3 separate regions of the Mus musculus genome follow, and all the other regions are linked to region 3. A link is a loop called in an ENCODE intact Hi-C map of the cell type or tissue named here. Cell type or tissue: left cerebral cortex. All regions are shown on one strand.

Region 1 (2,500 bases), 57 kb after region 3:
CTTTGTAGACTGCCCTCCTGTGTGTGCATATGTGTTGGATGCATATTCATGTATGTTCTTGTATAGTGTCCTTGCATATGCATGTGAATGTATGTGTCCATGCATGTACAATGTGTGTAAGTGCCTATGTGTGTCCCTATACAATGTTTTCATGTGTGTGCACGTGTATTCTGTGCCTGTGTATGTGTGCATGCACACACATGTGTGTGTTTCTGTCAAGCTGCGATAGGAACCTGAATGACTTTGCCATAAAGATTACATCTGCAGAGACCTATTTTTCCCAAATAAGGTCACACTAACAACAAGTACAGGGCGTTAGGACATAATGCAGACCATAGGACTGGTACCTAATGCTGCACTTGATACACAGGGTGAGACTCTTGTTCTTGTGACTAGCCAGCCAAGAAAGAGTGATGAGGTCAGAGCAGGGAGGAAAGTGTGCTGAAGACAGCTGGTTGGATCTGGAGGAGTGCAGGCAGGATTGGCCGCACTTAAATCCTGCCTAGGCATAGAGAGCACAGTGCACTCCTTTGCAGTGTGGGCTCCAAAGTTGACTTGCAGAAAGGCCTTCCCAGAGCCAGGAGCTAGCAGGGGAAGGCTCTTCAGGAAAGCAGTGGCAAGAGCAGAATTTGTCCCTGAAACACACAAGGCACAGCTCTGAGGAATCCCAGGCGGGAAAGTGGCCAGATGCAAAAATGTCAACCTCGGTAGGGAACTTAATCAGGGATGAAACTGCATAGCCTGAGGGAACGAGTGTAACCCAAAGAAAATGTGACAGGAAAAGGGACAGGGCCGGGCTGCAGGTGGGAAGAGGAGGAAGGAATGAGGCTCATGGGGAAGGGGTTGAAGGGGAGGGGTAATCATGACTGGAGACACAGAAGATGAGGCCTGGTACCTGAAAATGTAGCCCAGAGACTAGAACAATCAATTAAGAACACAGGCTCCTGGGTATGCATAAGAGGTCCCGAGGCAGGCTGCTATGCAAAGGAGCAACACGAGGTCCACTCAGTAAACGATTCGTCTACCATGTCTTCTTATGTGAATACCCAGTGCCCAGCCTCTAGCAGGTAGGATTAGATGAAAGGAGGAAGGAACTCAACTGGATGACCTTTAGGTGACCTCATCACCCCTGAAATCAAATTCAATGTCTGCTGCAAATGGGCTTCCCAGGCAGCAGAGGGCGCTGTCTGGCCCGTGACATGTATGCAAGAGACTCTACACAGGTGCCAGGTCTTATGGCAGCTTCTCCCACAGAGCCACCAGCATCACCCAGGCTGGCTACAGGAGTGCTGTGGAACAGCACAGTGGGAGGGGCCAGGGACTCAAAGGAGTGGGGAAAAGATCCTTGGCAGGGGACAGTATGCTGAACACTGGCACCCACAACTGCGATTAGTTCTGCCTTCACCCACCTTGGGCACTTGTCACCACAGTGTGAGGAAAGAACGGGATTCTATACCTAGATATGGGGTGTGACTTTGGCATGCCTTTCCTCCTTTGGGACCCTCAGTTTGTGTGAGATGTTCTCATCATGTTGGAGAGGCGCGTGTGAGAGTTGGGCCTTAGATACCTGCAACCAAGTCACTCTGGCTCTTCCTTGACATAGTTAAGATGGCAATGGCTCTCTACTCCCAGCTAGTTTATAGCTGAATTGCTTTCAGAATACCTGGTGCCCAGTGTTAGCTGCTATTGCCACGAGGATAGGCAGGCCATCAGCAAGATGGGAAGAGAGGCATTGCTGGAGAAGATGCAGTGAGATGAGGTCAGGAGGCCCAGCTACAGTCCCAGCTGCAGACCCAGCTTCAGTCCCAAGCCCTTCCTGGGAGTTGTTTCTTTGGATAGAGGATGCTTATGGCCTTCGGTGTTACATCTCTGATCCTCCTGGAGTAGTCTCTTTACCTTTTTATCCAGGCTCCAAGCCTGGCTAGCCAATATTCCTGGATGACATCTGACTCAAAGGCACTCCCCACCTAGGGAATGTCTTCTCCAAGTTTGGACCAGGCTATCCCACAAGGCCCTCACAAATTGGAGACAAACCATGGGAAGAGACATGAAGAGTACTCCTGAACACCTGTGTGCCAAGCTGGCACTGTGGCGTTACACTCCAGGTCAACGTTGTGTTCTCCACTTTATAAGCCATGCCACGGAGGCACAGAAAGGCAACCTAGGCTCAACTGCTTTCACCAAAATAATGCTGGTTTGATTGCTAGGCATTCATTACACCTCATTATCTTTTGCCTTGAGGAATCTATCAGGAAGATTCAGCTCCTATTCCTCAGATACTTCAACTGTGAGACTTACCCACAATATAAGCTACAACAACGAAACTATTTGCAAAACAAAAAATGTGAACTGGGTCTAGGATTAGGTATCACTAAGTATCAGCTATAGGATTTAGCAACCCTCAAGTGGTACCTCCTTCAGTTACAGAGGAGATATGAGCCTGCTTTAATTATTAAGGAGGTTTTAAGTTGTTCAGAGTACGGGTAAAAATAGGTAGCCT
Region 2 (2,500 bases), 200 kb after region 3:
GCCTCTCAGGATGCTCTGGCTGTTCTGGCTGCCGCTCGGCTCCCGCGGTGGATCTGGCAGCTTCGGGCGCCGGGCTCTAGTCCCTCCCGAGTCCCGCGCGGCTCAGCGCTTCCCGGCCCTGCCCTCTCCGCCGCTACCGAAGCTGCGCTCCACCCGGAAAGTTGGGCTCAGCCCGGGCCCCGCCCACGAGTACCAGCCCCGGAGCCCGGCGGACGTCTAGCCCCTCCCACAGCCTTTGCGCCTCCCGACTTGGCTTGCGCAGCTGCGGCCGCGAATCCCTTAGTGGAGAGTGTGGGTTGTACCAGCCACCAACCGGAATCCGGATTGTCTCCAGCGCCAAGTAGAGCCTTCCTTAAAAAGACCAGTATCCAGTGCTGGAAACCCTGGGCACTCTGCAGAGCCGTCCCCAAGCTGTCTGCCATCGTCGAGAAGCAGGGCGTTGAAGTGAGACATACCACATCACCTGATCCCAGACCACAAAGGTCTCCTTGAGATCTTGGAATTCAACGGAGCTAGACCACGTGGTCCCTTAAGGCTGCCTCATCTTGTTCCCCCTCCATTCCACTCCAGATCTTTTCTCCCCCTCTCAAACCAGGGCGGCGCCCCCTCTGGGGCAGCAGAAGGGGAAATGAATCACCAAAGCTAACCACAGCTCCGGGAAGCAGGGTACAGCGGGCCGGCATCCATCCCGAGCTAGCCGACTTTATGTGCTGCTCCCTAGGCATTCCGAGGTGACTCACAGCTGGGTTTCATGAGGCCCACGGAGCAGAATCCTGGATGGTTCCCGGGTTTCCCACCTGAATTCAGGTTAGGGTAAGCAGCTGAAACCCAGGGACCTGTTCCCAGCCCAACGCGTGAGCAAGAATCAAGGTCCATCCTGGACTCTTTCCGGTAATTGGATTTCTGGGGAAGCTCCCGCTCACCTGCACAGGCCTCACCCGGCTCTGTTGTCAAACAAGTCCTGGATGACAACCTGCCTAGAGAAACAAGATCGCAAAGCGCAACTGTGTAGCCCGGCCCGCAGCGCCCTCTGGTGGTCGTGACTCCGCACTGTTGCAAGCGTTCCTAATCCCTTCCCAAAGAAATTCAGGTGAAAATAAGCCAGTCCCACCTGAGACCTAAATCAGATCTCTGTCCCAGATGAACCAGGAATCTACACTGTCACACTTGCCTCCGATGAGTCTGATACCCGCGGGAACCCGTAGATCTCTGCTGAGTAACCCAAGTTGAAGGGCAGAGAGTGTAGGTAGGAGACTTCCAGGGAAAGGATCAAAATCTGGGGCATTTAGATAGTTTTTCCAAGAAGAGTTATGGGAGGGAAACTGAATGAGCCTCTCCCCTCCCCCCTCCAACACACACACACACACACACACACACACACACACACACATTTTTTAAGAAGAGGAATCTGGGCTTTCAGTGAACTATATTCCTCTGGGATTTTTAATCCATTATCCACTAAGCTTCTTTGAATTAAAAAGCATTTCTTCCTATTTAAATTTTTTGTTTATTATTAGTGGTGTGAATGTCTGTATGGGAATGCTGAGATTACAAGCAGGTGCCTCTGCCCACTTCTGTGCCCATTTTAAAAAGATTTATGTGCATTGGTGTTTAGCCTGTCTGTCTATCTGTAACTATGCATGGATGTCTGTGAGGGCATCAGATCCCCTGAAACTGGAGTTACAGACAGTTGTGAGCTGCCATGTGAGTGCTGGGAATTAACCTGGATTTTGTGGAAGAGCAGCCAGTTCTCCTACTGCTGAGCCATCTCTCCAGCTCCTTGAACAATTTTTTTGTTAGATATTTTATATGGATGAGTGATTTGCCTGCATGTGAGTGTGCGCACCATGTGCATGGCCGGTGCCTGCAGAGCCAAAAGGGCATCAGATCTCCTGCATCTGAAGTTACTAGTGGCTGTGAACTACTATGTGGGTGCTAAAGACCAAATTTAGGTCCTCTGCAAGGGCAGTAAGTGCTTTAAAAAAAAAAAAAAGACTTATTTTATGTATATGCATACACCACTGTAGCTATCTTCAGAAACATCAGAAGAAGACATCGGATCCCATTACAGATGGTTGTGAGCCACCATGTGGTTACTGGGAATTGAACTCAAGAGCAGTCAGTGCTCTTAACTGCTGAGCCATCTCTCCAGCCCAGTAAATGCTTTTAACCACTGAGCATCTCTCTAGCCTCAGAAACCCATTTTAACCTGTCTCAACATCAGACTGTATTTTACTGTGGATCCAGAGCCAGGAGGCCCGGATTCAAGGAGGATATCACTGGGGTAGAGGGCTCATTCACGTTCCTTAGGGTCTACTCAAGATCTCAGAGCAGCCTATGCCTCCCACAGCACCCCTCAAATTTGAGCCCTACTGTATGAGGGGCCCACCTCCCTGCGAAGCCAGGGGTGCAGGAAACACTTCTGAGGGAGGCTGGGAAGCAAAAAAAGAACCTCTCCCTAGTGACTGTGCTGCAGAGAGAGGTATGGTCTGTTTTTCTT
Region 3 (2,500 bases):
ACTCCACCATCAGAAACCCTGACTCTCTATGGTGTAAGTGCTAATCCATAACTATATGCCCCATTAAATCTTCTCTTCAAAGTATTTTATCACAGCAATATAAAAGTAACTAAGGTGACACATGCCTGGTAGGTTGTAGTTCAGGCTAGTCCCAAATAGGTGAAGGGCAGACTGGTGGAACCATATTCTGGAAAGACTCTGGCCTGACTTTGGAGTGGGAGTCCTATCAGTGTCCCACCATAGGCCCCAAGTACCACAGGCCTTCCTCTTACGGCACAGAACACCCTTGTCTGCTACCCTGCCCCACAATTCCTGTCTGATGTCCCTTTTCCTACCTAGAGTGGCAGCGCCATCAACTCTTCATGACCCACCCCCACCCCAATTCCACAACTGCCAGGCTGTCTGGGCCCAGATTCTTTACTTTGCAGGGTGCCTCAGGGATTAAGTGAGCCCAGTGCTTGCCCATGATTACTGTCTCTTCCATCTGCCCCTCTCCCGTCTGCTTGACCACACGTATTCCACCACCATGCACAGCCAAGCCCGTCAGCTGACCACACTGCCTAAACAGCCAGAAGCACCTAACACCCTGCGCCCCACCCTCACCCCAAACAAGACCTCTGTGTCTTCCAGTCCCCACTGTGTCTTCCGGCACCTCTAGGGCACTCGCCACTGACTGAATGAGAAGACTCGGGGACCCCCAAGCCCCACAACTGAAGTATCAGCGTATTTCCTGGTCCCTGTTTCACACTCAGCCACTGTGACCTTGTGTTGGTTACTGCTATCACCTGACAGGGTCCTGGAGCATCTCTAAGCTGCAGCCTGCTCAGGTGACTTTCAGGGTTCTGGCCGAACCCCGGGGCCCCCAGAGCAGCCCTACAGCACTGGGCCCTCTACTCAAAATGTGCCCTGGTTCAGCATCAGGCTACCATGTGACCATGGGTAGAGCTGACTTATCTTCATGGGGAAAGGGTAGAGGGGATATTGACCAGGGATGTGTCCTTCCCAATATGCATGTCCCAGGCCGCTGCCTGACACTTAGCTCAGTGGTGACCTATGCTCTAGCCTGTCTACACTTGCTAGTGACCCTGTAAACTACCCTCTATTTTGGTTCCACTAATCCCTGGTTGGGGGATTAGTCCTTCCCTCCCATCACCAGCCAGACCCTATCTCGCCAGACTCTCCTCCCATGCCTCTCACTGTGTCTAGGAGACTTTGGACCTGACCTTGCCAAGAGGGGTCCATTGCCCCTCAGAGCTACCCAGAGAAACCCCTCATGGCAAGACATGAACTGAAGGTTCCGTCCGGTTCGCAGGCTGTAGCCCATTTGTCTCACTCTGACCACGAGCCTGACAAGTAGCATCTGGCCGGATGAGTAGCTGTCCGTACCTGCTCACAGAGGGAACGCAGGCCCATGTCCTCCATACGGTCCAGCTCGAAGGTCTCCCCGAGCATAGGGTTGAAGGGCTTGGCGATGCGGTGCACCGTGGTGGAGTAGGAGGACACAGAAAAGGCGGCTACCAGGCACATCTGCTCCACCGAGCTGGTGCAGTTCACCGCCTTGTCCAGCAGGTGGTGGTACTCCAGGTCCTCTGTAAGTCGCTGGAGCATGGACAGGGGCTCATTGAAGTTCACCTGTGGGTATTGCAGGCCCGTGGTCGGTGGTCATCAGAATGTCCCTGCCTTTCTTAGATACCACAGGACAGCCCTACACTGGTGGCACTGCCACCGTGAGGTTCCATGTCAGCACCCCCTGCCTCCATTTCTCTCCTCGGGCACATGTCCCTCATTGACATGCCACTTGGTGTCACCCTGATTATGTACACTGTCCCCTTCTCTCACTAGGATGTCAACTCCATGAAAGCCATGGCATCAGGCTACCACATGCCCAGAGCTGGGCCATCAGGCTCAAAGCCAGGAACAGTGGGCCCAGGGGTCTACAGATGGGGGATGCAGAGTCTCCTTGTTTGGAACCATGGACTAAGTGTTCTGCAGAGGGTGCCTACCGGCATGGGGATCCGGGAAAGCTCTCGGCCAATACAATTCTTCATGATGCTCCAGAGGTTAAGGCTATAGTTGGGTTTGTCAGGGATGCGGACTCGCCTCTTAACTTTGCATGAATTCTTGGGCATGAATGAGGCACCATCTAATACCTGCCAGAGGAACAGGCACGCGCATCAGCAGACCCCCGAGCTCCACTGGTCCTCTAGGCCCATGCACTTGCTCTTGACCCTCCAAGGACTGACAGAAGGTCGTATGCTGTTAAACTGCTTGGTAGGAAAGGCAGAGGCAACCTTTGCCCTACAGGGGAGGCAGATCTGGGACCCAAAGGTGGCCCATTGTGCTGATACCTCCTCACCCCCGAGGCTGAGGTGCCCACCACCCTTGGCTCTTGTGTGTTCCCACCTCACATACATTATCTGCTGAGGTCCAGTCCACAGTGGTGGTCCCAGGTCCACTCTCAGGCTTTCTGCAGAAAATGAAGAAGAGTCAAGTTATGGAC

The links. A loop is a pair of places that touch in the nucleus more often than their neighbours do. Peaks named below come from ENCODE experiments on the same cell type or tissue, not always from the same donor. Only the 100,000 strongest peaks of a DNase experiment are listed, where the experiment ranks them.
Region 1: a loop joins it to region 3, with 2.5 times the contacts of the local background. A loop is called at or near these places in 20 of 42 quality-filtered maps.
Region 2: a loop joins it to region 3, with 2.7 times the contacts of the local background. A loop is called at or near these places in 4 of 42 quality-filtered maps.

What each region holds. Positions count from the first base shown.
Region 1 is chr11:3,770,356-3,772,855 of GRCm38, forward strand. All of the region lies in intron 2 of Osbp2 (oxysterol binding protein 2), which reads right to left. Among named protein-coding and RNA genes, the nearest start is that of Gm51882, 2.4 kb to the right of the region's middle. In left cerebral cortex, a CTCF peak has its summit at 1,167 (motif pointing right); a DNase peak (open chromatin) is centred at 1,260; H3K4me3 peaks cover 1,051 bases; H3K27ac peaks cover 1,733 bases.
Region 2 is chr11:3,913,698-3,916,197 of GRCm38, forward strand. It overlaps Slc35e4 (solute carrier family 35, member E4), which reads right to left and starts at 967. Exons shown (of 2, transcript NM_153142.3): 1 at 1-967. In left cerebral cortex, CTCF peaks have their summits at 282 and 1,053 (motif pointing left); DNase peaks (open chromatin) are centred at 237, 640 and 981; H3K4me3 peaks cover 1,215 bases; H3K27ac peaks cover 1,234 bases.
Region 3 is chr11:3,713,085-3,715,584 of GRCm38, forward strand. Osbp2 (oxysterol binding protein 2) reads right to left here. Exons shown (of 14, transcript NM_152818.3): 6 at 2,413-2,467; 7 at 2,004-2,150; 8 at 1,387-1,632. Among named protein-coding and RNA genes, the nearest start is that of Gm51881, 27 kb to the right of the region's middle. In left cerebral cortex, a CTCF peak has its summit at 1,550 (motif pointing right); a DNase peak (open chromatin) is centred at 1,560.